Linked DNA regions of Homo sapiens: region 1 is linked to region 2. A link is an interaction called in ENCODE POLR2A ChIA-PET data of the cell type or tissue named here. Cell type or tissue: A673. All regions are shown on one strand. Links, peaks and the distances in the headings refer to the core of each region. The heading gives the core; the rest is flanking DNA. Region 1 overlaps LOC105369530 (a long non-coding RNA gene). Region 2 overlaps DDX6 (DEAD-box helicase 6).

The links. Peaks named below come from ENCODE experiments on the same cell type or tissue, not always from the same donor. Only the 100,000 strongest peaks of a DNase experiment are listed, where the experiment ranks them.
Region 1: POLR2A ChIA-PET joins it to region 2 with 5 read pairs; 2 of 35 experiments call an interaction of 5 or more read pairs at or near these places.

Annotation. Positions count from the first base shown.
Region 1 is chr11:120,189,638-120,206,088 of GRCh38, forward strand. It overlaps LOC105369530 (a long non-coding RNA gene), which reads left to right. Exons shown (of 3, transcript XR_948101.2): 3 at 1-1,634. Among named protein-coding and RNA genes, the nearest start is that of OAF, 13 kb to the right of the region's middle. RefSeq lists enhancers at 7,233-7,733, 7,734-8,234. In A673, for the core only: no CTCF peak of the experiment used is centred there; a DNase peak (open chromatin) is centred at 8,044.
Region 2 is chr11:118,761,682-118,778,132 of GRCh38, forward strand. It overlaps DDX6 (DEAD-box helicase 6), which reads right to left. Exons shown (of 14, transcript NM_004397.6): 5 at 6,542-6,671; 6 at 3,528-3,674; 7 at 1,531-1,625. Among named protein-coding and RNA genes, the nearest start is that of DDX6, 21 kb to the right of the region's middle. In A673, for the core only: no CTCF peak of the experiment used is centred there; no DNase peak of the experiment used is centred there.

The DNA of each region.
Region 1 (16,451 bases), core at 6,267-10,266, 1.4 Mb after region 2:
CTCCACCTCTACAACGTAAGCTAAAGCCTCCTGTGTCTTGTCCACCACACTTAGTGACTGTGTCCCCAGCACTTAAAACAGTGTCTGGTGCTCTTTAAAGGGAGGAAGAAAGGGAGACAGGGAGGGAAGGAGGAAGAGAGAGAGAGAGAGAGAGAGAAGGGAGGCAGGGGAAAAGCTCACCTGCCAAGGCACAGGACCTGAAGGCCAGTCTGGCAGGAAGAAGATGATGGCAGGCCTTGAATACAGGTTGAGGAAGGTGGACTCAACATTTGCCAGTGGGGAGCCATGAGGTTTATGAGCAGGGCAGTGATGCATACAGGCCAGTGGTCCCTGGGCCAGCCATTTATGCTGCAGAATCTCCTTGACTATGAAACATATGGGTCTCTGATTTAGCCAATTGACAGGTAAACTCTACCTAGTCACAGGATTCAACCATGACCTTTGGCAGTATAGGTACATACATAAACCTATTATACAGCATTTTAGCTTACATTGTAGGGGTGGGGCCGGCCAAACACAGATGTTCAGATAAACAAAATAAATTCACATATGCCTTCTCTCCTTAGCTTCACCCTCAGACCATCCCACAGAAATAGGTCCTAGATGGAAACAGCTTATGGTACAAAAGTCATGTCTTTGAGAAAACACATTTGCATGGAACAGCCATACCATTACCTTTCTCTAAAGCACACACGGAGGACAGTACGGCATGCAGAATGGAGAGGGAAGTGGCTAGATCGCTCATACCTTCCTAGGAGCCCCCTTCTACCCTTTCGAAGTGGACCAAGCCAGTGCCTAGTGTCTCACCCTTGCTAAAGAATAGCTCACTTGATTTTAGGGCCAAAGAAGAGGGTGGTAAGGCCAGGCAGGGGCTGAACGAGAACCCTCTCGTGAGCTACCTGCCCACTTTCCAAAACTGAGCAGGACAAATGCAACGGGGAGGTTTCATTTTAAATGTTCTCCAGTTGGAGAAGGGCTTTAATCTCAACAACGAAGACTCGCCAGCCCTTCAGCCCCTGGGCCTAGGGCTGAAAGCTCTGGGCCTTCACGGAGAGGTCCACTGTCTGCAGAGTCCTGGCCATAGCTGGGAAGGAGGGATCCTGGGCTCTGGTCTTGACTACAGGACATCTGGTATCTCTGTTGGAGCCAAGTCGAATCAGATGCTCAGGCTCCTAGTGGGAAGGGGCAGAGCAGCAGAGAGATCTGACCTGGAAAGAGCATGTGGTGGGTGCAGGCACAGGGCTCTGGATGCAGGACTGCAGCCCTAACTCTACCGCAGGACAGCTCTGCTACCTTAGGCAGCTCCGTTACGCTTTCTGCACCACAATTTCCTCATCTGCAAAATGGAGAAATCATCACTCTGCCTACTTCAGAAGAGCACTGTGGGGATCAAATGAGCTGAAAGGGAGATGAAAGGAGTTTGCGCTGCACACAGGGAGATGATGAGGCCATGCCCTCCTCACTGTGGCACAGAACACGGTAGCAGGAGGGACTAGAAAGGCCCTGTACTCAGAATTAATTAGGAGGCTCTTGTTTCTTGATAACTGCCCAGGGCCTGAATCCCAGCCCCACTTCTCACCTGTAGGTGACCATGAACCAGACATCTCAGCCCTCTGGGAGGCTTGTCTTTGAAGCGGGAGGAGGGGAGGAGCTGGCTCCAGTGATTGCTAAGGTCCTGTCGAGCTCTGCATTTGTTCCCTGGAGCCTCCCTAATTTCCAGACTCTAAAGTTCTGAATTCTCCCTGCTGTCCCATCTTACTCTCAACCAAGGGGAGACCAGGGAGGAGGAAACTGGGCTCCCCCTGAACACACTGGCTGTCTGGCAGCTGAGAATGGCCTCAAGCAGGGAGAGAGGATGGGGCTTCCCAAGTGCTAGGGAGAGCAAAGGACCCAACTTGTGCTTACAACTGCTCCCTCTATGAACAGGCAAGAGATGGAGGCTGGGGGGCGGGGCCCAACCAGGGGGGCTGATTTGAACCCTGACTCCTCCTACTGCGTGTTTATTATTCTATCTTCATTTTCATTCATTTATGTGCTTGTGCAGCAAACATTTGTAGGGCCACTATTCTGTGCCAGGCACTGTCCTGGGTGTCGGGAATACAGACATGAGGACGTTCACAGCCTCGTGGGAGACGACAAGAGATGTAAACAGATGGTTCGCACATAGAGTGAGAAGCAGGGGGACAGGAGCTCTCCTGAGTACTGCATCCTGACTACTGGGTGCCACAGAGCACAAAGGAGGGTCCGCACCCAGCCAAGGGGGCCTCTCTCTCCTTAAACATCACAGTCAGCTTGCTGAGATGATGGGAAATACAGGAATCGCTTGGTGCCCAACAGCTTAAGGGGTGGTAAAGAAAAAACATCCAAGAGAAAGGTTCCTGGGTGGGATAATTAATGTTTTGACGAGGAGGAAAATATTAGTGTGTGTTGCTCAGCATGCAAACACCTCAACTAACAAAACGGCTCGGAGAAAACAAGTGGAACGGTGGGGTTTTTCTCACAAAGATTTTTTTTTTTTTTTTGAAAAAAAAGAAGAGAAGAGAAAAAGATGGCAGTCACAAATAACCTCCCGCAGCTGAAAGACATTCCCCACCGGGTGAGGAAAGCAGGGCCCAGCTCAGTAGAGAATCTTGCTGCTGCTCCTTCCTGCAGATGGCCGACCTGGCACTTAGACCCAGAGCCCCAGCTCCTGACCCACGCTGCCATTTCAAGGCACTCCTCCCAGTTGCTGAGGCAAGGGGGAGTTCTGCACACACCAGTTGAGCATTTTAAGGAAAAAGAGATGGCCGGGCACGGTGGCTCATGCCTGTAATCCCAGCACTTTGGGAGGCCGAGACGAGAGGATCACGAGGTCAGGAGATCGAGACCATCCTGGCTAACACGGTGTAAACCTCGTCTCTACTAAAAATGCAAAAAAATTAGCCGGACGTGGTGGCGGGCGCCTATAGTCCCAGCTACTCCGGAGGCTGAGGCAGGAGAATGGTGTGAACCCGGGAGGTGGAGCTTGCAGTTAGCCGAGATCGCGCCACTGCATTCCAGCCTGGGCGACAGAGCAAGACTCTGTCTCAGAAAAAAAGAAAAAAAAGGAAAAAGAGATTTTCCTGATTTGCTAGGGTGCATTCGGTGGTGCCACGTCTAGACAGCTGCCTCCTACCCCAAAGAGTATCTTCTCAGGGAAGGTTACATTGTCTCCGGCTCCTGTACTCAGTGGAAGGGCCAGCTTCCTCTGAGGAGATAAAAGGGTTACTTTTGTTTCTACTTCTGTAAACTGTAAATATGTGCTCAGAATCTCCAGGTGACAGGACAAGCCCCAATGCTCCACTTTTGGAATTGATGCCAAAGCTTGACGGAGCTGCCAATTCATGCAAGAAAGTCCACCGGCACCAGACGGGGTGCTCTTGGCTTGTTTCCAGACCTGCTGCCCTTCCCCAGCTGTAGTTCCGGGGGCATTGCCCCTCAGGGGAGGACTGGTACCAGGCGCCCCTCTGCAAATGGACACACCAACGGTAGAACTGGCTTGGGCCCTCCAGAGACAAAGTTCAGGAAAGATCCTCCTCCCATGATCGGCTCCAGAGTGCTCCAGGGCTGGGGCCTGAGGGAGGAGCTACGAGGCCGGCTTGCGGCTGTGGCAGCATGCTGCTGACCTTGAACTCACCTTGACTACCACCAGAGCGGCCCCAGAGGCAGGCAGGGGCCAGTCCTCCGCTGTGTTGGGACCAGAGGGAGCACACAGAGCCAGAGAAGTCCAGAGTCCTCACCCTTCACTGGGACAGGATGGGACCTGGGTCTTGCCAACCAGCTTGGGCAAAGGTAAACCTTCTTTGTGTGCCCCAGGGAGGCTCAGAGCCAGCAGTCCCCACTGTATGGGGCCTGTGCGGGGAGAGGGTTCAGATGTGCCTCACGGCTGCTGCTGGCCGATCCCAAGGTCTTCTTCCACCAGAGGCACCTCTGCCTCCTTGGCCAGCAAAGGTTGCCACATGTGGCCACCCTTCCCTGCTTCCTGCCTCCCCCCATTTGCACCCCAGGTGTGAACACTCTTCTCATGGGTGTTTACATGCCTACTCGAACACCACAGGCAAGTCCTTGGCCAGCCAGCTCCTTTCCACCCTAGACCCCACAGGTCAGGGTCAGGGACTCCCCACCTTTTATACAGTGGGGAGAGAGTAGAACCTGTGCTCTCAAAGTCAGAGTGGGCCTGCACTAGAATCCCAGCTTTGCCAGATACCATTTGGTCTTGACAACTTCTTTAACATTTTCTGAACAGTAACATAGCAAAAATGCTTAGTTCACAGATGTGTTGTATTAGATGAGACCATCTTTCTTTAAAAAAAAAAAAAAAAAGAAGCATCCCATTGAAGTTAGCTCCCTTCTCCTCCCATATTAAGTCAGGTTCCTAGCAAAGAGACTCTGAGAGCTTTGCATCATTTATTGGAATGCTGTGGGGATGAACCCCTGTAGGGGAAGTGGAGAGAACAGGCTTGGGTTGGGGGAAACATTGGACGTTGGATGTTGGCTGTGAAGTTGCAACCAAGGCCTTTGCCAACCCCATGGGGACTCTGGGGCTCTGCAGAGATATCCCACATTAAGGCAAGAGGGCCAGGCCTTTGTAATCCTCACCAACATGTCATTGGGTGCAAGGCGTCACTGGGTACAACATGTCACTGGGTGCAACATGGCTAACCATGTGCTAGGGCTGAAGCAGTGGCCCTCCTGGCCTGCTCCCCTCCTCCACCGCCACCCCTGCTCCTGCCCCTGGGAGGTCTCAGCTGCTGCATTCATCCGTCATCTGCACCCTCAAGAAGGGCCATAACTGTGAGCATCTCCCTTCAGCTGAGGGCAATTTCAGAGAGACAGAGCTGTGCACCTTCCCGGCCAACACTCTGGGCAGCTGAGGCAGTAAGCACCTCCATCCCAAAGGATGCTTTGGCCTCAGCTTCCAGGCACCCACCACAAACTCTCAACTCTCCCCACCACCCCAAACCTAATATCAGTTTCAAGAAGTGAGCTAAATTGACTCCAGTAGAGAGGCCAACAGGGAATGAGAAACTGAGGTTCCTGTTTGGGTCTAAACTCTTACCTAGATGCATGGATTGGGACAAGTCTTTTCATTTCTCTTACTCTCAGCTTTTTCATTTTTATTTTTGAGGCAGGGTCTCACTCTGCCAACCAGGCTGGGGTGCAGTGGTGCGATCTCAGCTCACTGCAGCCTCAACCTCCTGGGCTCAAGCACTCCTCCCATCTCAGCCTCTCGAGTAGCTGGGACCACAGATGCATGCCACCACACCCAGCTAATTTTGTTTTTTGGTTCGTTTGTTTTTTTGGTAGACAGGGTTTCGCCGTGTTGCCCAGGCTGTTATCAAACTCCTAGGCTCAAGCAGTCTGCCCACCTCGGCCTCCCAAAGTGCTGGAATTACAGGTGTGAGCCACCATGCCCAGCCTTCGTTCTCATTTTTAAATGAGATCTAATAACTTCTCTGCCTTTCTTACAGAGTTGTGGAGGGGAGGTAATGCCATCATGCAAACTGTGAAAGGCTCTGCAACCTGTGGCATTATTCTGCGATGGTAACCATGCAGACCGTAGAGTCTAAGGCAGCCCTAATTCCAGCTTTCTTTCCTGTGTCCTGTAAGTTTAGTCCCTCTTCTCAGGCCGTGTGTCCTTCTGTGAGGTGAGGAAACAGGCACCATAGCCATGGCCCACCAAAGGGGCATTGGAACACTCTGCTCCCAGGGCTAGTGAGAAAGCTGCTGCTTACAGGATGGAGTGGGTGGGGCAGACGCTTCCTCAGAGGAGGATTTGGATTCAGGCATGGCTTTCTCCAGAGGTTGAAGCAAGGTGTTAGGGGCCAGAAAGGAGATGGCAGATCCAGGGCACTGGTGAGTTTTCTCTGAGTGCCTCTGTTGTTGGCTAAACATGTGCTGGGGGTGAAGCAGTGACCCTCCTGGCCCGCCCCCACTCCACAGCTTCCAGCCCCCTCCCTGCCCCTGCTCCTGCCCCTTGGGAGGTCTCAGCTGTGGCATTCATCCATCATCAGCCTCTGCTTGCAGGGAGGAAGGCATGCCCCAGAAGCATCCTTTAAATCAGCAGGGCTGCCTCTACCCGCACGTGCGTCCCTCTGGCCCTCCCCAGAGGTAAATTGTGTTTTCTTCCCCAAGCCCAGCCTTGAGCCTCATTTCTGGGTGTTTACAGAGCCTGGTTTTATTGCCTTTCCTTTCAATTGACTGTGCCTCTCTCTTCGCCTAGACGATTTTACTCAATTTAATTCCTGCTTTCCCACTCCTCACTCCCTTTTTCTCTAATCCTTTTTGGTGGGGAGATGGGAGGGAGGAGCCCACACAGGAAACTGAATTTCCAATACCAGTACCCTCTATGGCAGTGGTTCTCAAACAGGGCTGTGCGCGAGAGTCACCCTGGGAGCTTGTTAGACATAGATGACTGCGTCGCATTCCCAAGAACTGCTGTTTCACGGAGGCCCCCCGACCAGCTCTTTGCACAGCAGTGAATGATGGCCCTGGAGATCCTAGCTGACTTAAGAGCTTGCACGCAGGCATCTTGGAGTCTGTCTGCAGCACCAATTTGCTTCAGCTGCAGGTCCACAAGAATGCAGGCTAGGAAGCTGAGTCCAGCAGATCACTCTAGGGTAATTTTTCTCACAATGCAGCCCAAACTCAGAAGCATCACGGCAATCCAAAAACTTGTTAGAAATGCAGATTCTGAGGCCCTACTGAAACCCAACCCGGGTGTGGAGCCTAGCAATCTGTGATTTAACAGGCCTTCCGGGAGATTCCGATGCACACTGCAACTTGAGGGCAGGGAGAAACACAGCAGGACTTCTCCAGCCCACTCTGTCTCCTTCATTCCTACCCCAGGAGAGCATGGTTGGCCTTGACCCTTCCTCAGAACAGGGTAGACGCTAGCAACACTGCCACCAGGGCCAGAGAGCAAAGGAGAGGGGGCCTCCCAATGTAGTGTCCCAGGTTCCTGGTATAGGTGGTGAGGAGGGAGAACGACCAGAACGACCCTAGGGGAAGATCCTAGAATGCAGCCCACCTGGAGTTCACAGGGACCTAGAGATCAGGCCACTCCATAGACCCCAAAACAAAGGAGTAGTGCTCCTACTGTGTGCAGCCCCATCTACCCCATCCAGAGTCACACTCAACAACAGCTTCGTTTTCAAGAAACAAAACCAAGAAAACCCACAAAACACCAAAGCCCTAACAAGTTAGGTCCCCTGCCCAAGGCGTCTCAGCAAATTAGCGGCCGAACCCAGACCTGAGCAGAAGGGAACTGCTCTGAAAGAAAATCCCAGCTTCTGGGGTTGCAGGGCTTTGCTGATTCATTCAGTCAATTGACAAGCAGCACCCACAGACAGCCAGATGTTACCCCGTGTTTATCTACCCGGATGTTCACACCAGGTCTATATGGCACGGGGGATCCTTCCATTTCTCTGATAGGGGAAAACTGAGACTTCCAAAAGTGAAGATAGTCTCCCAAGGCCCACAGCTTTGAAGAGGTAGCAGAGCCTGGATTTGAATTCAGGTGACCAGCTCTAAGCCTGGAGTTTGACCTAAGGCTGATTTCTCCTCTGAGAGCTGACAGAATCTTAATGGCCAAAGCAACAGCTCCTCTTGACCCTGGGAAGGCCCATAAACAGTGACACCTCCCCAGCCATTTCCCCAGGGACACAAGCCAACTCTGCTCCCAAGTGCCAGTCTTAGCCGAGGAGCCTGGGCAGAAAGGGCAGAGGAGACTCAGCTACAGGTAGAGGCCTCGGCTGTGCCTCTGCACTGCGCCGGCATCTAGGGCCCGGCTCCGGACCTCCACCCCCTCCTCCAGCCTTTAGCTCCCTCCCCACCCCACCCCCAGTTCAGCCCGGCCTTGGGTTGGGCCCCGCCATTAGTTCCAGACACCACGTCTCCTCTATTTATGGGTTTTTTTCTTTGCTTCTGCGGTTCTCCCTGGATGAATGCCCCCTTTCCCTGGATTTACAGCATCCTCCCGTGGTGGGGTTGATGTCACTTTAATGAGAGTTACAGCTGCCTTGACTGTGACTGCCACATTCCAATTTACTGCTTGGCCTCTAGAAGCCCAGCAGGGCTTCTCTCTGGCAGACAGGAGTGGCTGTGTTCTCTGGCCTGGGATTGGGGTGGAGGGTGGAGGACTGCAGTCTCCTTCCTGGCCCCGGCTCTGAACTAGGGCTCCAGGCTCCCTGGTGGATCCTGAGCAACAGACAACACCGAGAATCAGGGCAAGGCGGTGGGTGGGGGGTGGGGGAGGCGCGGCCAGGCGGCCGGGCGGCTGGGGGTGCAGAGTTAAGTCAACCCTACAGGTTTGGGGAAACAGAGCTCAAAGCTTTCCTGACCCGTTTTCCCCACCCGCCCCCATCTGCCCCAGTGAGAGCCAAAGTTCTGTAGCAGAGGACAGAGGGCAGAGGAAGGTGGGGGCATTCACAGAAAGCCCGTTGTTTGCTAGTTGAATCCAGATGTGGAGGGTGGGAGGGGGAATTGGGAGGGCACGCTGGAGGCAGGCCTGGGGAGGGGATGGGGGAGGGGAGGGAATTGGGCAAACAGAACTCCCCGCAGGAATGCCACAGATACCCTGAATCCTGCCTGGATTTCAGTGCCCTCTCACTGGGGTCTCAACGCGTCAGCCCAAATCAGCCTCCATTGTCTCTAGTTAAGAAATACGAGGCTTGGCTGGATGTGGTGGCTCATGCCTATAATTTCAACGTTTTGGGAGACCAGGGTGGGAAGATCACTGCACCCAGAATTTTGAGGTGAGGTTACAGTGAGCAATGATCATGCCCCTGCACTCCAGCCTGGGAAACAGAGCAAGACCCTGTCTCTAAAATAAATAAATAAGAGGCAGTATTGCCAATGGCCCCAGCACATATGAAAAATAGCTACCATTTATACAACAGTTATTAGATGCCTCTTCCTGTGCAGCCGAGGCCTCTGGCCACGTGGTCTTTTCTCTCTGCCCGGCTGCTCTGCTACAGGTCCAACCGAAGCAGAATGTCTGGCCTTGACCAGGAGACAGAGCAGTAGGGTGGGCAGCCCAGGGCGTTGAATATAGTACTTTTCTAAAGTCCCACAACAACCCAACAAGATGGGAATCATTACAGCCATTTTACTGACAAAAAACTGAAGCTTTACATCTTAGAGGTTTAAGTCCAAGGCCACACAGCTAGAATGTGACAGAGCCACAATTCAGACTTGGGACTGATTCCACAGTCCTCACTACGTGACCCATTTGCCCATCTGTAAGCAAGACAGAAGTTGGGAAAGGCTGACTGATAACCATGAAATGACCAGAGGCCCACCAGTTCCTAGAAATCTGAAGTTTGCTCAAAGCTGCCCCACAGTCATGCTGGAGACAGGTTCCAGGGGGCAAGATCCTGACCATGTGTTTATAATGTCCCTGCCAGCTGCACACACGCCCTGCCCACCTCCATCCCCTCCTCAGAGGTAAGAGGAGTCCACAGCAGAGAAGGAGGCCAGCACTGTCTAGGAGGACACAGGGTGTAGGTTCTCCCCAAGGCTGCTGACCCTGGAGAAGGGAAGGGTCTGTCCCTGCCCCGCCCTGCCCTGCCCCATCTCCCCATTGCCTCATCCTCTCTGGGAACGGGAAGTCCATGACCAGGTCCAAAGGCACAGTGGGAAGAAGGAGTCCGGGGCTGCAGGCTTGCGGTTGTCTCCCGCTGCCAGCAACTCTGCGGGCCCAATGGAGAAGAAAATGCCCAGGCCTGGGCATGAAGCCAAGACAAGGGGGACCCTGGGCTGTGTGGCCATAGAAGGCTCTAGAGAGCGGGAGCAGGAGCTCAGACTTTGGAGCCAGATGGCCTGGGTGTGCCCCTAGTTCTGCCACACTAGCTGTGTGACCTTGCTCCAAACCCCAGGCCTCACTTTCCTCCTCTGTGAAAGGAGGGAAATAGTAATCCTAGCTGCTGGAGCACAAGTGGGTATTAAGTGGGGTGCTGGATGTAAAGCACGCGGGTTGATCAAGAAACACCAGCTACTGCTGTTCCAGGTTCCAGTTCCCAAGCCACTATCATTCCAGGTCTCAGCCTCCCGATGCTTACTACAGGTAGAAAGATCCTTTTGGTTGAAACCAGTCACTTCCTGCAGGTCTCCGCAAACCTCTCATTCTAGGGACCCAAGGGACCATAGAAGTGTTAATTAGCCAAGCCTTAAGACAGGCCTAGGCAGAGGGAGCCTCGTTAACATTAATTGGTACTCTCAGATCTTCGCCCAGTCAGGATGGAGCAGCGCATGCTGGGACAGCCTCTCTGCTCTTGGGGTTCACAATCTGCCCAAGACTGTGCCCCCAGCACAGCTGCAGTAGAGGGGACAGCCAGCGACCCCTCCGCTCCCTCCCCCCTCACAGGGCCCAGCATTCAAGAGAGGCAGGGGGAGCCAGGGCAGAGGGAGGGAGGGAACTAACCTCTCCTGCAGAAGGGTCAGAACCGTGATCTTGGTCCAACCAACAGTCTTGGAGGCAACCATGATGCGGGCACTTTGCTGCATACCAATGCCAAAGGCTGTGCCTGGGAGGAGATGCCAGTCTCTATCAATGGCTGTCAACCTAATTTAATGAGCCGAAGGAGCCTGTTTAAAATGCAGAGTCCCAGGCAATGCCCTCCATGGTTGAGGTCCAGGAACCTGTATTTTTAACAAGCACGCTTTAAAGCAGGACCACACTTTAAAGAACTGATGTTTGTATAGCCAGTATGACTTAGTGTAAAGCAAGGCACACAGTAGGTATATAATAAATGCTGATTGATGAAATGAATGAGTGAGTGAGCAGAGCATGAAGAGACCATGAATGATTCTACAAAATATGAGCAGAAGATCTGCCTTTCCCCAGGAATTCTCCCCTAGGTAAGAGGTGGGCTCTTCATCTCTGTTTCACTTCTTTTTGTGGTTGGGACCAGACTTTTTCTACTGAACTTGTACACTGCTATCTCAATTCTAAGAGAATTTTAGTCCACACAGAAGAAACCCCACATAATCCCTCTCCCACCTCAAATCTACCCACAGAGGTTAGGAATCCCTGAGAATTCTATTTCCAGAAAAATGCAAATATATACACAAGGTTTTTTTATATTGTAATTTCCAAGAGTTCTGGACCCTGAAGCAAATTCATGGTTAAGGATCCCTGCTGGGGACATCCTTTGATCTGTGAATCATTGTTAACAGCAGGGAGCAGAACAAAGGTACAGGAAAGAGGACCTGGGCCAAGGAAGGGCTGCTAGGGCTTCATCCCTGGGTCAGGAAGCCAGGATTTGGCTCTTGGGTTTCTCGTCCATTCTGGGGAGCACTGAGAGGCAGGTAGGGCAGCAGGGTTGGAGCTAGAGGTCTGAGGGTCTTGTGGCAGGAAGAGCTGAGGTGACCCAAGAGTGTCATAGACACTCCAAACTCACTCCAGGGCTATCAGACAGGAAAGATAGCAAAGGAGGGTAAGAAGAAGTTTTGGCCGGGCGCAGTGACTCACACCTGTAATCCCAGCACTTAGGGAAGCCGAGTTGGGCGGATCACTTGAAGTCAGGAGTTCGAGACCAGCCTGCCCAATATGGCGAAACCCATCTCTACTAAAAATACAAAAATTAGCTGGGCATGGTGTCCCATGCCTGTAGTCCCAGCTACTTGGGAGGCTGAGGCAGGAGAATCGCTTGAACTTGGGAGGCAGAGGTTGCAGTGAGCCAAGATTGCACCACTGCACACCAGCCTGGGTGACAGAGCAAGACTCCATCTCAAAAATAAATAAATAAAACGTTTCACTAATCTCCACTTGGTATAGGCACCATCCTAATTGTATACTATATCACATTTAGTCCGCATCATAACCAACTGGAGTAGGTACTAATATCCCCTCTTTAACGTGGGAGGAAGCAGAGACTCATCGGTGTCAGGAGGAGGCTGTCATTGGCTCTATTTCACACAGCTAGCTAACAACAGAGCCAAGATGTCAAGATCAGGGGCCTGGGAAGGGTGGAAACTGCAAGCCCACTTCCTCCCAAGGTATGGGTCCTGCTCTGTGTCCTCCCCGGTTGCCATCAACAGCCCTTTCACACGTTCCACTCTGTTATTTGCAGGAAATAAGAGAGAAGTTTCAGGTGAGTGGTGACAACCAGATCCCCAACCCCTCTGCCTTCATCCCTGATGGCCTTGGCCAGTGCCCCCCACCCCCTCCCTGCCCCCAGTCACCACACAAAGTCTTGGGTTTAAAAGTCACTTTGGTCTCCTGCTTCCCAGAGTTATCATAAGAATTAAGTAAGAAAATGAGTCCAAAGTTCCAGGCTTACTGTAAGCAAATGATGAATCGTGACATGATTTCTCACCACTTTGTTTTTAATAAGTGGGTTATTTGGAGGAAGTAATTTAAAATTCCAAATAGAAGACATATAATATGATTTTTTTTAATTTTAAAGCTGAGCATTAATGAATCCTCTTCTTTCCTCGTCTATAAAATGGAAGTCAGAATAACACCCCTCACAAAGGTTTGTGCTATTTGACTTTGATGAGAATTCATGAAAAGTCTATGACATTCTCCTGCAGAATATCATCACATATAAATAACTCCTAATATGGATCATACTCTTTTGATTTGCACACACGATGTGCAGGTGAGAGAAACTGTTCACACTCAGGAAAGGGTGGAAAGTTTACATTCAAGTCAAGGACATTTGTGTTGTACATGAGAAAGAAATTTCTAGTTGAAAGTAGCTAAGATCCTGTGTTTGTACAGCAGTAATTGAGTCCCCTCGGGACATTATGGGGTCTTTTCCCTTCACAGACATGAAAAGAGATATACAGGACACTCTGTCTCAGGGGGCTGCTAGAGAGGAACCTGGCTGAAGGCATAAATCAGAGTTTAAGTGCATAGCATTCAAACTCTGCAAAAAGCATCAGAATCACAATTTGTAGTCTCCTTTTAAATCTTTTCTACAAGATTGTATAGTAGAAAAATAATAACCAACAAATGATTAGAGTACGCTGTCAACTCTTTACACCATGGTGTGCTCTATAACTTTATTAAGAACGATGTGTGGGCCGGGCATGGTGGCTCACACCTGTAATCCCAGCACTTTGGGAGGCTGAGGCGGGTGGATCACAAGGTCAGGAGTTTGAGACCAGCCTGGCCAACATGGTGAAACCCCGTCTCTACTAAAAATACAAAAAATAGCTGGGCATGGTGGCAGGTGCCTATAATCCCAGCTACTCAGGAGGCTGAGGCAGGAGAATTGCTTGAATCCAGAAGGCAGAGGTTGCAGTGAGCTGAGATCGTGCCACTGCACTCCAGCCTGGGCGACAGAGCAAGACTCTGTCTCGAAAAAACAAAAAAAGAATGATGTGTGGACTGTGTCAATATGTGGAAATGCATGTAGGAAATAATATTAAGAAAAGCAGGACAGGAAACACAGGGCATGCAGCGATAACTTCATAAAAACCACAATGCTCAGAAGATAATCTGAAATCAATATTGATCAGGTTTTATTTTCTCTCCAGTGGCCTAACACGATTACATGCACTTTTTAATGGCATGGATAGGTGGAACGTGGGATTTTTAGCATAGTGAAACCCTCTGTATGATACTGTAATGGTGGATACATTTGTCAAAACCCATCAAATATACAGAACCAAGAATGGAACCCTCATGTACACTGTGTACTTTGGTTGATTACAAAGTGTCACTACAAGTTCATTGATTGTAACAAACATAGCCCTCCGGCAGGGATGCTGATGGTGAAGAGTATGAATACATAGGGGCCAAGGGTATATGGGAACGCTGTACTTTCCACTCGATTTTGCTGTGACTCCTAAAACGGTTAAAAATAAAAAAGTCTGTTTTAAAAATGTTTAAGCTCCATTAGGATGTTAATTGGAAATGCACTAAATGTATATATTTTTATCACATTTTTCTCGATAAACATAGTATCTTTCCATTTGTTCGGAAAAATGAAAGATCTTTTTTTAAAAAGTCATGATAGTGAGGGTGGCTCTGAGATCCCCAGTTCAGGAGAGGGCAATGTTCCCTTTTCCACTGGATAAGAAACTAGGCCCTGAGCCTCCCTCCCTGGATAATGCTAGAACCTTCTTAGACTCTCTAGCCTAAGCCTTGATGATACCATCAGTCAGATGGAAGCCAGATGTTCTGATAAGGGGGCCCATAGCAACTGTGACAGGAAAAGGGAGACAAGCTGATGGCTCTGGTCAGAAATGGCCCCTGTCCAGGCTCAACTTTGTTCACACTCAGCCCCCTGATGAAAAAGCAGGATGTCCCATCCCAAGCTGTAACACGCACATTTTTCAAGAGCAATAAAATACCAGGCTAAAAATCCAACTGATTTTTTAAAGTAATAAATTTCTGGCCGGGCGCGGTGACTCATGCCTGTAATCCCAGCACTTTGGGAGGCCAAGGCGGGTGGATCACGAGGTCAGGAGATCGAGACCATCCTGGCTAACACGGTGAAATCCCGTCTGTACTAAAAATCCAAAAAATTAGCCGGGCGTGGTGGCGGGCGCCTGTAGTCCCAGCTACTCGGGAGGCTGAGGCAGGAGAATGGCATGAACCCGGGAGGCAGAGCTTGCAGTGAGCTGAGATCGCGCCCCTGCACTCCAGCCTGGGCGACAGAGCGAGACTCCATCTCAAAAAAAAAAAAAAAAAAAGTAATAAATTTTCTCGGGGATTTGCATAAAGGAAAGGGTGTTTACCCATTAAAATGTAATCAACACAAGGCACACAAACCCTGCCAGATCCCATCTTCTTGCCGCAGGCGTACAGTCTAAGGTCTCTGTGGCTGAAGGCAGCGACGCTCCAGACCAGTGAACAAGACCTCTCTTCTCTAAAGCCTCCCTGAGTGTGCCCTGATGAAGGACTTGCCAGGGCATGACGGGCAAAATGCTCTCAGGGACAGATGTCTGAGTCTCCAGGTAGGAGCAATACTGGCATCTGAAAAGGGCCTGAGGTCTTCCATTATAATGAGGTGGCCCAGCCTGCTCTGGAAGGTCCTGGATCACATGGTCAACAAGATTCTTGAGGGCAGGGACTGTGTCTCAGATTCTCTCTCCCATAGCCCAGTGCCAGGTACACAGGGCTACAGAGATGTCATTATTGAGCACCTTCTGCATACAAAGCACCATGCTGGGCATAAGGTGGACGCAAAGAGGGGCCAGGTTCAGCCTACAAAGACCGTGAGTGAAGGCGGTGACATGGAGCTCTGTGCCATGTCAAAGGAGGAGACGAGCCCTGGCTTCAGAACACCAGGCTTCTAATCTGAGCGGCACCACTTACAGCTGGCCTAGGTTCTTTTGTAGCCTCTGGTTTCAAACACAAATGCTGTGAAATAATTATAGCAAGAGGCAGAGGGTGAAAGGCACCTGAAGAGCTACCATAAAGGCAATCCCAGGGCTTCTCCCCAGCTACCCAACCTTAATTCATGGTGCCACAGCCTACGCAAGCCAGAACCAGGAGTTGCCCTTGACCGCTCCTGCTCACTTGCCCCAGTCCAAAGAAACATCAAATCCTACTCCCCCGTGTTGCTGAATTCCAACCCCTCTCCACACCCCTACTGCCACCACCACCACCCCACTCATCAGCACTACTTGTCATGGCCACAATCCATTTCCTGAGCACAATATTTTTAAAATACAAGTCTGATCATGTCACCCCTTATATAACACCTTTCGATGACTGCCCATTGATCTTAGGAAAACAAAACAAAACCAAGCCCAGTGCTAATATTGCCTCCAAGGCCCTGCGTTTCTTGGGCCCTGCCAAACTGTACTGCATGATTTCAAGCAACTCTTCACCCCCGTCATGCCCTAGCTACCTGGTGATGTTTCTGGGAAGCCCACCAGACTCAGGTCCTGTACACAAGCTGTTTCCTTTGCCTGGAACATTGTCTTTGCTGGTCAATGCTGATTCATCTTTTAAGATTAGGCTACACCTGGAAAAGCCTTCCAAGAAGGCCTCCTGGTCTAGGCTAGACTCTCCTCTAATTCTCCATTATAACAATTATAATTAAAATATTTTGTTTTGCCATGATTTTATAGCCTGCTTCTCTTGCATGTTCCATCTCAGGGTAAATAATTGTTGCATCTGCCTTGTTCCACTGCTGTGCCCACAGCATCTAGTGCAGTGACTCACTCTTCACGTGCTAGATGACTGAATGAACGAGTGAATGCATGAGTCTGGGGGTGGGGAGCAGGGAAGGCCTCATGGAGGAACTAGCATGGAGGAAAAGAGGTTATGTTTGGGACTTTTTTCTGTTTGTTTGTTTTGAGACAGAGTCTTGCTCTATTGCCCAGGCTAGAGTGCAGTGGCATGATCTTGGCTCACTACAACCTCCGTCACCTAGGTTTAAGCAGTCCTCCTGCCTCAGCCTCTTGAGTAGCTGGGACTACAGGCACACGCCACCATGCCCAGTTAATTTTTGTATTTTTATTAGAAA
Region 2 (16,451 bases), core at 10,906-14,905:
AAAATTAAACCTAAACTCTGGCATCTATAAGACAAAAAGCTGAATTCCTATGAATGCCTATCTATTGCATCTGAAGTATAAAACGTATTTTATAAGCAAATTAGAAGTTGGATGTCTACATACTATAGTAACTACTTGACAGGATACCTACCTTATAGGTTTCTTGTAAAAATTAAATGGAAAAAAAAAAAAAAAAACAAACCATGTAAAGCACTTAGTGCTGGTACCCAGTGATTAATAAATGTTCTCTCTCATTACTTAAAGATAAAAGTCTGATTTGAATTAAATCATGTTACCTAAAACACAAACCAGGCCGGGCGTGGTGGCTCATGCCTGTAATCCCAGCAATTTGGGAGGCTGAGGCAGTAGGATCACCTGAGGTCAGGAGTTCGAGACTAGCCTGGCCAACATTGCAAAACCGCGCCTCTACTAAAAATACAAGAATTAGCTGAGCGTGGGTGGTACATAATTGTAATCTCAGCTACTCAGAAGGCTGAGGCATAAGAATCACTTGAAGCGGGGAGGCAGAGGTTGTAGTGAGCCGAGATCACGCCACTGCACTCCAGTCTGGGTGACAGAGTGAGTCTGTCTCAAAAAAAAAAAAATAATAATAATAATAATAAACCTCAACCCAAATGTGAAAATAACCTCATGTCAAAACATTAACAACGCTGATCACTATAGATCCTCCTTGACTTACAATGGGATTATGTTCTGATAAATTCATCCTAAGTTGAAAATATTACCCAAACCTACTGAACATCATCGCTCAGCCTAGCCTCCTTTAAACATGCTCCACTTACCTTAGCTTACAGTTGGGCAAAATCACCTGCAACGCCGTATACTGTAGAGTATCGGCTGTCTGCCCTCAATCATCATGTGGCTGACTGGGAGCTGCAGTTTGCTGCTGATGCCCAGCATCATGGGAGTATCATATAGCATATTACTAACCAGGAAAAATATCAATCTTAAAAATTCAAAGTACAGTTTCTAATGAAAGCTTATCACTTCCACTGAAAAACTGTAAAGTGAACCATCTTAAGTCAGGGACCATCTGTACATGTACAAAACATGGCTAGATCCCAGGACTACAGATTTTAATAAGTTTTTAAAAGGCATTTATAACATGGTGAGATAATACATGTAACAGAGATTAAAAACCAAACAGTACAAAGTAGTATGCACAAAATGAGAAGAGACAATATATATTATATGCTTTTAAAAATTAATCACAGAGCAGAAAGAGACTTAGAATAAATTTGGCATTGAGGTTATTCACTCCTCTACTAAAAAATTAAAACCTAATGTCTGCTATCTCTAAGAAAAAGACAAAATGCTGAATTCCAATGAATGCCTATAATCTACTCCCTCTGACGGGTAAAACACATTTTATAAGCAAATTAATTTAAACTGATTGTTTATGTGTTTATTAGATCATAAACACAAGCAGCTTTTGCTTCATTCACTGGCAGTTATAAGCAAAGCACAGAAAAGTACAGAACAGTATAATGCCAAATGAAGAGACATTACCTCATCCAATACTATCATCTGGACATGATCAACCTTTGCTACTCCTTTCTTAATAAGATCCAGGATTCTCCCAGGGGTAGCAATCACCACGTGCACTATGCAAGATTTAGAAAACATACATTCTCATTAATTTTAATTTGAGCAAAGAGGATAAAGGTTTATAATATTACAGTCCTGAGCTGCTTAATGATAATTCTGAGAAATGCATTGCTATGTGATGGTATAGCCTACTCCATTGTATAGCTCCATTATAATCTTATGGGAACACCGACATACGTGCAGCCGTCACTGACCACAACATTGTATGCAGCACATGACTATCTTTTATTAGAAACAACTAGGCCGGGTGCAGTAGCTCATCCCTGTAATCCCAGTACTTTGGGAGGCCGAGGTGGGTGGATCACATGAGGTCAGGAGTTCGAGACCAGCCTGGCCAACACGGTGAAACCCTGTCTCTACTAAAAATACAAAAATTAGCTGGGTGTGGTGGTGGGAGCCTGTAATCCCAGCTACTCAGGAGGCTGAGGTAGGAGAATCGCTTGAACCCAGGAGGCAGACGTTGCAGTGAGCCGAGATCACACCACTGCACTCTAGCCAGAGCAACAGAGTAAGACTGTGTCTCAAATTAAAAAAAAAAAAAAAAAGAAAGAAAGAGAAGAAACACATTGTGTTATAGAGGTGGAAATAACACAAAAAGGCACAAAGATGTGTTTTAGGATAAAGACTTCCATTTCACCACAGGATGCTTAAAAAATATTTGTTTCACCTCTACATTGGGTGGGGTACAGCTTCCTAAATCACCTGCTGCTTTCAACAGTAGGCATACTTTCTTGTCTTAGGATAATTCTCAATTAATAGCAGAAGGCACACCAGACTTCTGACATAAGAGCAATGCCTCTAATCTAGAGCAGTGAGCCGAGTATTGTTAAAAGGATCAAACAAGATAATTTTTTAAAAACCTATGCAATACAAAGAATGTATCACATAATTATCATATATAATATTCTAACTAAAATCAAGATATAATTTTATATGAGTGATCTCATTCTTGCTGTTTTGTTACCTTTTTCCACTCGGCAATGTATCATGAAACCTCTTCATGAAAATGAATACAGGTCAACTTTACTCTTTAATGACTATGTAGAATCCTATTCAGATTATACCTTAACGTATTTAGTTAGCCAATCTCCTTCTAAGTTGGCCAATTTTTCGGCACGACAATACCACCCCATAGCAAACAACTTTGTACCTACAGCCCTGCATTTACCCAACTTTTTTCTTCAGGAAAGATTCTTAAAAATATACATTTATGGCCGGGCACGGTGGCTCACGCCTGTAATCCCAGCACTTTGGGAGGCTGAGGCAGGTGGATCACGAGGTCAGGAGATCGAGACCATCCTGGCTAATACGGTGAAACCCCGTCTCTACTAAAAACACAAAAATTTAGCCTGGCGTGGTAGCGGGAGCCTGTAATCCCAGCTATTCAGGAGACTGAGACAGGAGAATGGCCTGAACCTGGGAGGCGGAGATTGCAGTGAGTCAAGATTGCGCCTCTGCACTCCAGCCTGGGCAACAGAGCAAGACTCCATCTCCAAAAAAAAAAAAAATATACACACACACACACACATTATATATACATTTATAATTTTAAAATATACTCCCAAATTGCCCATGATAGAGATGTAAGTTTACACCCCCACATTTACAATGTAGCCTATTTGTCCACAAACTCACATTATCGTCTACTAATACTTTTAGCTTTACCAATTAAACAGGTAAAATTATTATAAACTTGCTGTTTTACAATTACTAATAAAGTCAAATATCGTTTTCAATTATGGTAATTTGTCTTTTTCGCTTGAATGCAGTGGTCATTTCCTTTTCTTACTGCAGTATTTCTGTTCCTTAATTCTTAAAAACAATTTTTAATAATTTACTGAAATACTTGTGACTAAAATAACAGAGAGCTACACTACCTTTTAGTAATCATTTCTTACCTGTATCATCAAGCCTCATTATGTCATCTCGTAAATTGGTTCCTCCTGTGGTTGCCATCACTTTGGCCCCTCCCATGTGTTTGCTGACCTGGATGCAAATTTGACTGACCTGTAGAGCAAGTTCTCTAGTGGGAACAATCACCATTGCTGAAACAGTATCAAGGAATATATAAGAAAATATGGGGTGAGGTGGGAGAACATGCTATACATCATTATTTACAAAATTTAAGAAGCTATAGAAATACTGCGCCTTATGATGCAGTGGCTCACACCTGTAACTGCACCTTATGATGCAGTGGCTCACGCCTGTAATCCCAGCACTCTGGGAGGCCAAGGTGGGCAGATCACCTGAGGTCAGGAGTTCGAGAGCAGCCTGACCAACATGGTGAAACCCCATCTGTACTAAAAATACAAAAATTATCCAGGCGTGGTGGCACGCACCTGTAGTCCCACCTACTCAGGAGGCTGAGGCAGGAGAATCACTTGAACCCGGAGGCAGAGGCTGCAGTGAGGCAAGATCGCGCCACTGCACTCCAGCCTGGGCGACAGAGTGAGACTCAGTCTCAAAAGAAAGAAAGAAAAAAAAAATAGCCTAGGCACGGTGGCTCACACCTACCTATAAGCCCAGCACTTTGGGAGGCCAAGGTGGGTGGATCACCTGAGGCCGGGAGTTTGAGACCAGCCTGACCCTATCTCTACTAAAAATACAAAATTAGCTGGGCGTGGGTGGCACATGCCTGTAATCCCAGCTACTTGGGAGGCTGAGGCAGAAGAATCGCTTGAACCCGAGAGGCAGAGATTGTGGTGAGCCGAGATTGTGCCACTGCACTCCAGTCCAGGCAACAAGAGCGAAACTCCGTCTCAAATAAAAAAAAAGAAAAGAAACACTGCCCCTTATAATCTAGATACCGAGATGTATTAAAAAATTGGGCTGGGCAGCACAGTGAGTAACTCATGCCTAGAATCCCAGCACTTTTGGAGGCTGAGGCAGGAGGATCGTTTGAGCTCAGGAGTTTAAGACCAGCCTGGGCAACATAGCAAGACCCCATCTCTACTAAAAAAAAAAATGAAAAAAATTAGCTGGGAATGGTGGCATGTGCCTATAGTCTCAGCTTCTGGGGAGGCTGAGGCAGGAGGATCACATCAGCCTGGGAGATTAAGACTGCATTAAGCTATGATCATGACACCACACTCCAGAATGGGTGACACAGCAAGACTCTGTCTCCCCCGCCAAAAAAATTAAGAAATAAAAATAAAAAGTTGAATCATTACACAGGACATTATGAAAACTCAAATGTACAAATCTCTTTATGAAAAGAGAACCTATTATAGTGTCCCAGATTTAGACTCTCCCTCAGCAATACTATTATATAAATATTAAACTCTTCCTCTTCTTTTTTTTGAGATGGAGTCTTGCTCTGTTGTCCAGGCTGAAGTGCAGTGGCTGCCATCTCGGCCCACTGCAACCTCTGCCTCCCAGGTTCAAGCAATTCTCCTGCCTCAGCCTACTGAGTAACCGCCACCACACCCAGCTAATTTTTTGTATTTTTAGTAGAGACGGGGATTCATCATGTTGGCCCAGCTGGTCTCAAACCCCTGACCTCAAGCAATCCTCCTGCCTTGGCCTCCCAAAGTGCTGGGATTACAGGTGTGAGTCACTGCACCTGGCCTTCTGCTGCTGCTGCTTCTTCGTTTTGAGACAGATCTCGCTCTGTTACCCAGGCTGGAGTGCAGTGACATGATCTTGGCTGACTGCAACCTCCACCTCCCAGGTTCAAGCAATTCTCCTGCCTCAGCCTCCTTGAGTAGCTGGGACTACAGGCACATGTCACCACACCCAGCTAATTTTTGTATTTTTAGTAGAGACAGGGTTTTACCATGTTAGCGAGGCTGGTCTTGAACTCCTGACCTCAGGTGATCTGCCTTGCCTCGGCCTCCCGAAGTGCTGGGATTACAGGCGTGAGCCACCACACCCAGCCAATACTGTTCTTAATTACAAACTTTCAGCATGTTGAGTTCGCAACTATTAGCTCAAAGTTTATTAACAATATTTCTAAAAGCCCCAACTACATTTGAGTCAGATTCACTGTGTAAAATACCTAGGTAGGAAACTCCTGCTACCTAGGCTCTATTTACATCATATGAAAGTGGGAAGAAAAGATAATTACAGATCACGAAAGCTAAAAATGTAAAGTTTCAGAGATGAAATCTTAATTCCATTAACTTACATTGAATATAACTATGAAAATTTTTTATTCCCCACTGCCTAGGCTCTTAAAATCCCAAAATCCACAGCCTTTAAACAGAAGTTCATGTTTCTACAAGGAATTCTGTTAACACTCATCTGCCACAAGAAATAGTTCCATAGTTTATAAGTAGCAATGTCAACTAATTTAACTTCTCATGACCTCAGCCGCCTTTTTTTTTTTTTTTTTTTTTTTGAGTTGAGAGTCTCACTCTGTCACCCAGGCTGGAGTGCAGTGGCACAATCTTGGCTCACTGCAACCTCCACCTCCTGGGTTCCAGTGACTCTCGTGCCTCAGACTTCTGAGTAGCTGGGATTACAGTTGTGCGCCACCATGCCCAGCTAATTTTTGCATTTTTAGTAGAGACAGGGTTTCGCAATGTTGGCCAGGCTGGTCTTAAATATCTGGCCTCAGGTGATCCACCCACTTTGACCTCCCAAAGTGCTGGGATTACAGGCTGTGAGGCACCGTGCCCAGCCTCAGCTTTCCTACCTATAGGGCACTAATACTTATTTTTCCTGTCTCACTGGAATGCTGTCACAAGTGTGTATCATATAAGAATACTCTTAAAACTAGAAATCTCTAAAAAGCTGGGAATCATTTTTAATAAAAAGACCATCATCAGGCTAAAAAAAGAAAAAACCTGAAAAGAAAGAATACAAATTTTAGATAATGTAAATTCTGACTAAAAAAAGAGTATCTTCTACACATGGCTCCAAGGCTGAAACTCCCATTTTTAGTTTAAAAACAAACTTTTATTCAACTAACCTTGTATATTGTCCTTCTTCAGGTCTAGCCGTTCAAGTAAGGGAATGAGGTAGGCACCGCTCTTGCCTGTTCCATTTTTTGCTCTAGCTAAGATATCCCTACCAGATAAAGCAATGGGAATGCTCTCCTCCTAAAAGAGATAAGACAATACAAAATTACTTCTGAATGTAGTACACAAGCAAATTCCTCTCTGAAATACACTGAAGGATACCTCTTTCGGTATTGCTTTAAGTGTCCTAAGTATCCTACATTTGAATTCTACATGAATAGCAGAGATCCAAGTAAATCAGCACGACCAGTCAACATCAACATCATTATAAACCAGTATTTACCAGAACTGCTCACAGAATTTTAAATTGTAACCCAATGTCATAAGAACTGTGTTATGTGTGTATCTGAAGAGAACAACAAAGAAAATGGAGGAACTCAGGCTGACCCATAAATAGCACTTGAAAATACAGACAAAACAAAAGCAAAGCCTCCTTCAAATAAAAATTGGAAAAATGGCCAGGCACAGCAGCTCATGCCTGTAGTCCCAGCACACTGGGAGGCAGAAGTGGGGGATCACTTGAGCCCAGGAGTTCAACACCAGCCCGGGCAACTAGGCAACATGGAAAAACCCCAACTCTACAAAAATTACAGAAAGTAGCTGGGTGTGGTGGTGGGTGTCCATAAACCTTGAGAGGCTGAGCCAGGAGGTCAAGGGTGAAGTGAGCCATGATTGCACCACTGTACTCCAGCATGAAAGAGACCTCGTCTCATCTCAAAAAAAAAAAAAAAAAAAAAAGGCTAGATACAGTGGCTCACATCTGTAATCCCACCATTATGGGAGGCCAAAGCAAAACGATCACTTGAGCCCAGGAGTTTGAGAACAGCTTAGGCAAAATGGTGAGACCCCATCTCTACAAAAATTTTTAAAGGAAAAAACAAAAACAATTCCAAGGTAAGACTATATATATTTTGAGACTAGCACACCAATTTGACCACAGTGAAAAATTGTAGCTTGGACACCTCATCCCTGCAACAAAACACGAATAGGCTGGGAAAGTTTAACCTCAGGTCCTATTTGTCATTTATTTATATAATAAGTAAATCTCCAATGTCTGTCCCACAGCCTACTTCTCTGTTCTGTAATGTGCTCTCTATTGAAGGTTCAATTCTATTGCAGCTACCTCAAATACGGTCACATCACTAAAGGTGACCTCTCATTTTAATATTTGGCTTACTTTGTTATCTATTTTGCAAATAATAACAGTAGTTCATACTAACTTAAATTTCCCAGACAACAGCAAAGGATTCCCAAAAGTTACTTAAAAATAAATAGACATATACAAAGAGAGGTCAGGAGTTCAAGAACAGCCTGGGCAACATGGCAAGCACCCCCACTCTTTGCAAAAACAAAACAAACAACAACAACAAACTATAAAATACAATAGATCGTTGAAAAAGCTTGATCGTTGAAAAATTGTTAAAAGGAAATTATGTGGAATTTTTTTTTTTGAGACAGAGTCTCGCTCTGTCGCCCAGGCTGGAGTGCAGTGGCACAATCTCGGCTCACTGCAAGCTCTGGCTCCCGGGTTCACGCCATTCTCCTGCCTCAGCTTCCTGAGTAGCTGGGACTACAGGTGCCCGCCACCACACCCGGCTAATTTTTTTTTTGTATTTTTAGTAGAGACGGGGTTTCACCGTGTTAGCCAGGATGGTGTTGATCTCCTGACCTCGTGATCCACCCGCTTTGGCCTCCCAAAGTGCTGGGATTACAGGCGTGAGCCAGCGCGCCGGGCCATGATGTGGAATTTTAATTTTTTTTCTTTTTTTTTTGAGACAGAGTTTCGCTCTTGTCACTCAGGCTGGAGTACAATGGTGCGATCTTGGCTCACTGCAACTTTCGCCTCCTGGTTCAGGCGATTCTCCTGCCTCAGCCTCCCGAGCAGCTTAGATTAACGGCGTGTGCCACCACACCCAGCTAATTCTTGTATTTTTAGTAGAGACGGGGTGTTTCACCATGTTGGCCAGGCTGGTCTTGAACTCATGACCTCAGATGATCCACCGACCTCGGCCTCCCAAAGTGTTGGGATTACAGGCATGAGCCACTGTGTCTGGCCTGAATTTTTAATTTCTAAAACTAAGATACTAGGAACCAAATTCACAGTCACTGACATTTGTCCCTTCTATGCCTGGGCTAACGACAAAAACAAACAAACAAACAAAAAACAGCTTTAGCCCTTTAAAGCTGCTATTGGTAGAAATGACTAAATAAGCAGGATGACTTCCATCTCCCACGACAACACTCTTTCTACCTAGAGCTCCAATCACAGGATATAAATGGGTTCCATATGGTCAGAACAACACAGCTGCCAGAACAACTGTGAAAATATTGTTGTTGGCTGGGAACGATGGCTCATGTCTGTAATCCCAGCACTTTGGGAGGCTGAGGTAGGCAGATCACCTGAGGTCAGGAGTTCGAGACCAGCCTGGCCAACATGGTGAAACCCCATCTCTGTTAAAAATACAAAAATGGTCATGGTGCGCACCTGTAGTCCCAGCTACTTGGGAGCCTGAGGTAGGAGAACTGCTTGAGCCCAGGAGGAGGAGGTTGCAGTGGGCCAAGATTGCGCCACTGCACTCCAGCCTGGGCAATGGAGCAAGACTCAGTCTCACAAAAAAAAAAAAAAAGAGAGAGAAAAGAAAAGAAAATACTGTTGTCTTGTTCTTACAGCCAGCATTAAAGACTCTGCTTATTAAGGTAAAGCAAACAAAGAAGAAAACCTTGGCTTTAACCCTTTGGTCTTAAATTTCTTCCCTCATCACAGATAAGTGAACCATTATTTCCAGTTGTTCCAGAGGCTCCCATTACCCTGTCACCTCAGGTTTTCTCTTTTGTGGTTCTGTGGTGCCAGTAGTCTGTAGTTTTTAACAGGCTGCCTGCACACTACTCAGTTTTACAGTATTGAAAAAGTAAGATAGGTGGTCTCTGATGGTCTCATAACGACTTGCTGGGTCAGGTTCTTTAAAGTGTAAACCTTTTTTTCAATCAAGTGAGGCAGAACAGAATTAGACTAGAGGTATCCTAATCCCCCTTTTCAGTTCATCTTTTGACTGACTTGATTAAGGCCATTGACTTCTATTCCTTTGCCCTCTTTGACAGGGATTATACCCTACAAAAACTGTTCAAGGATAAAGCTTTAACAAAGTACATGTGATAGACTGTAAGTTAAGACACCCTGATATTTTGCCTTATATGATGGCCATTATGATTAACAGTCAGTGAATTCAGCACATCCACACTGCCTCTTACCAGTGTTTCTCAGGAAATAATGAAAAGCAAGAGAATTCAAGTCAAGTTCAAAAAGCTGTGAAATACAAGAGGAAATTATGAGGAACTGCCAGGGAGAAGGCAAAGGAGGAAGGAAACGAAAACTTTTTTTAAAACTTACTATGTGCTCAGCACAACTTTCAAGTTAGGTACTTTGTTTTACAACTGACAAAATGGATCCTAAACAGGATTAGTTTGCCCAAGGTCACAAAGCAAGAAATGCTTTAGCCAGTATTTGAACTTAGATCTGCACATAACATGTAGGCAAGAAGTTGGAGAAAATGGAACTCTCATACACTGCTAGTGGGAATGTACAGCTACGCTGGAAACCAGCCTTGCAGTTCCTCAAAAGGTTAAAAAGAGTTACCATATGAACTAGCAATTCTAGGTATACAGCGAAGAGAAATAAAAACATCTCCACACAAAAACCTGCACCTGAATTTTCATAGCAGCATTATCCTTAATAGCCAGTTCCTTCTATGTTTTTTTTTATAATAGTACAAACTTTATTCATAAATAAAACTTCATAAGGTTAAAGCAGGGTCAGTTCCTATTTTAAAAAGGGAACAGGGGAAGGCAGCCTGCTATTTTATTTAAAATCACAAGTTAGGTTTTTCAGACGGATGACAGTTGAGATCATTAAATCCCCTTCCTACTTCTCAGATTTTCACAAAATAGCACATTAAATCCTCAGTCCTTGGAAAACAACCCCAAATGTCTACCAACTGATGACTGGATAAATCAGAAGTAATAGAGCCATACAATAAAATATTATTCAGGAAAAAGGAATGGAATATTGATACAAGCTACAACACAGATGAACTCGGAAAACATTACGCTAAGTCAAAGAAGCCAGTCACAAAAAAAACACATACTATAGGATTCTATTTATATGACATGTCCAGACTAGGCAAAGCTAGAATGACAGAAAGTATACCAGTGGTTGTTTAGGGGTGTGGGAAAATGAGGTGTGACTGCTAAAAGGGTTTCTTTTGTGGGACTGATCAAAATGTTCTAAAATTTATTGTGGTAATGGTTGCAGAACTCTAAATGCACTAAAAAGCATTAAATTGTATACTTTTGATGTGTGATGTCATTTATATCTCAATAAAGCTATTACCCCCAAAAAACAAAACCCCAAAAAACCAACCCCACAAGCTTAGGGCTGACATCTGCCACCTTAGGTCTCCAAATTCACATTCACTGTAACGTTTAGATAATGACTGAAGAGTATTTGTTGTGTTTTGGTTACTCTAGTATCCCTTTACTAAGTAACACCCCAATTTCCTTCTAAGGAATTACATATGCCCTGGTCTCCCCTGTCCCAACAGACCAAGCCTCACCAATTTTCTAAGCCAAGTGGTAGACACATAGCCCACACTGGGCCAGCGGAATGTTGCCTCCTAAGAATCTAAATTGTTATAGTGCATCCATTACAGCTTCCTAAGTCCTTCAGAGCTATCTCAATTCTTAGTCATTTCCAAGTATGTTTCTCTAGCCTTCTCAATCTTGTGAATTCCCGTTATTTTTCCAATAAATTTCCTTTTGCTTAAGTTAGATCGAGTTGGTTTCTGATGCCTATAATTAAAGAATGGTTTATTTTCCAATCTCCTAGCATTGAGAGGCATTTTACAAAAGTGTGGTACCAACAAAAGCTCAACATCACCCAACTAGCTGCATTTACACTGACTGCTTCCTCTTATTTTCCAAACCTTAATTTCCAAGAGGGAAAAAAAACCTATGGTTAAAGGCCGGGCGCGGTGGCTCACGCCTGTAATCCCAACACTTTGGGAGGCCGAGGTGGGCAGACCATGAGGTCAGGAGATGGAGACCATCCTGGCTAACATGGTGAAACCCCGTCTCTACTAAAAAAATACAAAAAAATTAGCCGGGCGTGGTGGCAGGCGCCTGCAGTCCCAGCCACTTGGGAGGCTGAGGTAGGGGAATGGCGTGAACCCAGGAGGCAGAACTTGCAGTGAGCCAAGATTGCACCACTGCACTCCAGCCTGGGCGACAGAGCGAGACTCTGTCTCAAAACAAAATAAAACAAAACAAAAAAACAACCTATGGTTACTCCAGACGAGGTAGCAATGATTGTTACAAATGTCCCCTGCTTAACAGGAAAAAAAAAAAGGGAGATGGTAATTTCTAATTATATCTCTAATTTAGGCTGGGGATGGTGGCTCACACCTGTAATCTCAACCCTCTGCAAGGCTGAGGCAGGAGAACTGCTTGAGGCCAGGAGTTCAAGACCAGCCAGTGTGACAAACTGAGACTCTGTCTCCCCGACCCCACCCAAAAAGAAAACAAAACAAAACACACACCAAAAAAAAAAACAAAACAAACAAACAAAAAAAACCTTTGAGTTTTTAGGAAATATTTTTTTCAATCATGATAAACCGATTGTTAGCAGGAAGAATGACTTATTTACAGGATTCAGAATGCTATAATTCCTAACTATAAATAGTAAACTATTAATCCTCATTAGACCTTAGCTGACCTGGCACAAAATTTTGTTGCCAACAGTACGGAGCTTCCATGTTTCCCTCAATAATCAACTACTTCTCATTTCTTCACCTTCTTAGAGTTTCGAAAAAGTCTTCAAGAGGTGTTCCCAGGGTTTAGAAGCAACGAGAGAGGCCATCTTTCTCAATCATAACCCCAAAGTTAATATAAAGTTTCAAATAATGCTAAGCAGACAAAAACAGTATATTCTTAAGCCTTCCAAAGAAGTCTAGGTTCCTATAAAGCTATACCTTTAGAATGGCAATTATTCTACTGGCCACAGCATCCAGACCTAGAACTGGTCACAGATGGCTCTAGAAATACGTTGTGGGAGCAATCTGTAGTATATCTGGTTCCAGCCTGTCAATGTAAAAGCTCTTTTGAGAGCATATAATTTTAAGTGCCTAATTCTCTAACAGTCTTTTTTTTTTTTTTTTTTTTGTGAGACAGGGTCTTGCTCTGTTGCCCAGGATGGAGTGCAGTGACACAATCCTGGCTCACTTACAGCCTCAACCTCCTGAACATCTAAGACTACATGTCCCCCATGCCCAGCTAATTTTTGTACAGTCAGGGTTTTGTCATGTTGTTTAGGCTGGTTTTGAACCCCTGGACTCAAGCAATCCACCCACCTTGGCTTCCCAAAGTGCTGGGATTATAGGCATGAGCCACTGCACCCAGCCAATTCTCCAAATCTCACAGCCAAACTGCAACTAAATTCCATCTCAAACAAATATTCAAATGCAGAAGACTCACCCATCTAATCAAGGCAGTTTTAATATTTAGGGGAAAAAAAATGCCTGGATAAAACTGTAAAACCAAGCATGATAGAAGAGATACTTTTAGGAATGGGGGAGGGATGACAAAAATAAAACGAGAAGGTAGATAAGAATGGAAAGAATACTAGAAGACAGCCTGCCATGAGGTTATATTTTACCAGGGGGGTGATGGGTGCACCCAAATCTCAGAAATAGCAACTAAATAATTTACTTGGCCAGGCGTGGTGGCTCACGCCTGTAATTCCAGTACTTTGGGAGGCCGAGGAGAGTGGATCGCCTGAGGTCAGGAGTTCAAGACCAACCTGGACAACATGGTGAAACCCCGTCTCCACCAGAAATACAAAAATCAGCCGGGTATGCTGGTGCCCGCCTGTAATCCCAAGTCACTTGGGAGGCCGAGGCACGAGAATCGCTTGAACCCGGGAGGCAGAGGTTGCAGTAAGCCGAGAGCACACCATTGCACTCCAGCCTGAGCGACAGAGCAAAACCCTGTCTCAAAAACAAAAGAATTTACTCATGTAACCAAACACCACCTGTTCCCCCAAAAAACCTATGAAAATAAAAATTTAAAAAATTTTTTTACTAGGGGATCTGTAAATTTTGTTTCGGTTCTAAAATCCTAATATTTGTGACTTGTAACTCTGATTGATTCTAAGAAACACATAATCTTGTGCTTTCCATGGATCCCCAGGACAAAACAATAGGAAAGAAAAAGGCAATAAAAAAAAAGAAAAAGGCAATACAAGTGGTGACCTTGAGTATCTAAAACAATATACTCATACAATACCTTGCTATTTCAAAATACTTTGGTTGTACACTACATTTGATCTTAACAATAAAAATCCTGTGAGGGAGAGTACTTATTTCTACTTTACAGAAAAAGCTGGATGTCAGATTGGTTAAGTGGCTGAAGAGTTAATTGCCTATATGCTATAACAACACTCAGAGTACAAGTAACAAAGTTAATTTTAAATTTTAATACAAGGTAAGAAATAGGAGTCAGCAAATATCCACTAAGAATGAGGACTGGGCTAAGTGCAGTGGTTCACATCTATAATTCTAGCACATTGGGAAGCCAAGGCAGGAGGACTGCTTGAGCCCAGGAGGTCAAGACCAGCCTGGTCAACATGGCAAAACCTTGACTCTACCAAAAACAAAAACAAAAACAAAAACAAAAAACAACCAGGTGTGCTGGTACTACACTATCATCCTTACTCAGGAGGCTGGGGCAGGAGTATCACGTGAGCCCAGGAGTTTGAGGCTGCAGTGAGCTAAGATTCTGACACTGCATCCAGCCCAGGCAACTTAGCAAGACTCAGTCTCTTTAAAACAAATTTAAAACAATTACGTCTCCTAAATTAACTAATTTCCTTTTTTGAAACTATTATATAAAATAACCCATAACATTTTTGAGCATTTATCACGTACTAGGCATTGTACTAAGCATGTGAATTATCTCACTTAATCTTTACAACAACCCTATGGTATTATACTATTACCTCAATTATATAGGTCAGGAGTCTAAGACTTATAGATCCCAAATAACCAATTTATGAAGGAGTAGAGCTGGGATTTAATCTGGGCAGTTCCCTACACCAAGTTCACCTGCAGACATGAGTTACCTAAGTTTCATCAAAGCACGCTAAATAAGCACAGGCACTATGCTAAGTACTAGAGATAAAAGTTGAATGATGCAGTTCCTACTGTAAAGGAACTCTCATAAGACCTCAGTGGGCCAGGTGTGTTGGCTCACGTCTGTAATCCCAACACTTTGGGAGACTGAAGCAGGCAGATCACAAGGTCAGGAGATCGAGACCATCCTGGCTAACATGGTGAAACCCCATCTCTACTAAAACACAAAAAATTAGCCGGGTGCTGTGGTGCACGCCTGTAGTCCCCGCTATTCGGGAGGCTGAGGCAGGGGAATCGCGTGAACCCAGGAGTCGGAGATTGCAGTGAGTGGACATCGCGCCACTGCACTCCAGCCTGGCAACAGAGTAAGGCTCTGTCTCAAAAAAAAAAAAAAGAAAGAAAAAAAAAGACTTCAGTGTAGATAAAATGGCTTAACATGAACTACATCATAGTAGATTCCTAGGTATTTCTAATACCTACACCCAAATTACCCCTCTGATGATGCATATCCTTGTTTTGATACTTTATCCAGCCAAAAGCACACTCTCAACTCTGGGCAATCATTACCCAGCGTTCTCTGCTTGGAACACAGCTCAATTCTTCCAGGTTGTCCCATCTTCCTCTAATGACTACATACATACGCAATTCCAACTAGAAAGGTACTCATCATATTACAGTGAATTACCTGTACAATTAGCTGTCCTTTCCAGACTGTAAGACAGCAACCATATATCTGTCTTATTCATTATAGAATTCCCAAGGTCAAACACTTTCTAGGTCACTCCACACATGTTGGCTCAATGAAAAAGTACTCAGTGATGTCACAGGGTTTGTCCTTAGCACAGCCTGAATTCAATCATTTCATCAATTTAAGTATGTCTGTTGTCATCATTTATCAAACTGGCCTATGTATAATGCATGTTTATATGTACGTGTATATTTATGTGTATGTGTGTGTGGATATGTATATACATGCATTTATTTCCTTGCTCTTTCCACTGAAAGGACCAAGTAGCAAACAGGGTACCTAATGCCTGGGTCTTGGTCCCTAATACTACTCCACACTAAAAAGAATCAAGGATCCTTGGATGCCAATGCTGGGCCAGGATAGGTATAAGATAAGCCTGCATCATGATATGTCAAAAAGCAAGAAAGGGGCCGGGTACGATGGCTCACATCTATAATCCCAGCACTTTGGGAAGCCAAAGTGGGCGATCATTTGAGGTCAGGAGTTCAAGACCAGCCTGGTCTACAGGGTGAAACCCTGTCTCTACTAAAAATGCAAAAATTAGTTAGGTGTGGTAGCACACATCTGTAATTCCAGCTACTGGGGAGGCTGAGACACAAGAACTGCTTGAACCCAGGATGGGAAGGCTGCGGTGAGCCAAGATCATGCCACTGCACTCCAGCCTCTCTGACAGAGCTAGACTCCATCTCAAAAAAGAGAAAAAAAAAAAAAAAAACCAAGAAAGTACTCAAGAAAAATGAAGGGGACACATCATAAAAACATAGGAACCAGGCTGAAAGAGCTTACATTGGCCAGATCTAGGCTATTTTTAGAATAATAATAAAAAAAAAATTGAAAAAAATTGAAAAAAATGGTGAGTATAAGTCCATACTGATAACAGATATATATGGATGAGGGGAAGGGAAGTTTCTTCTTTATAGGGGCAAATACAGA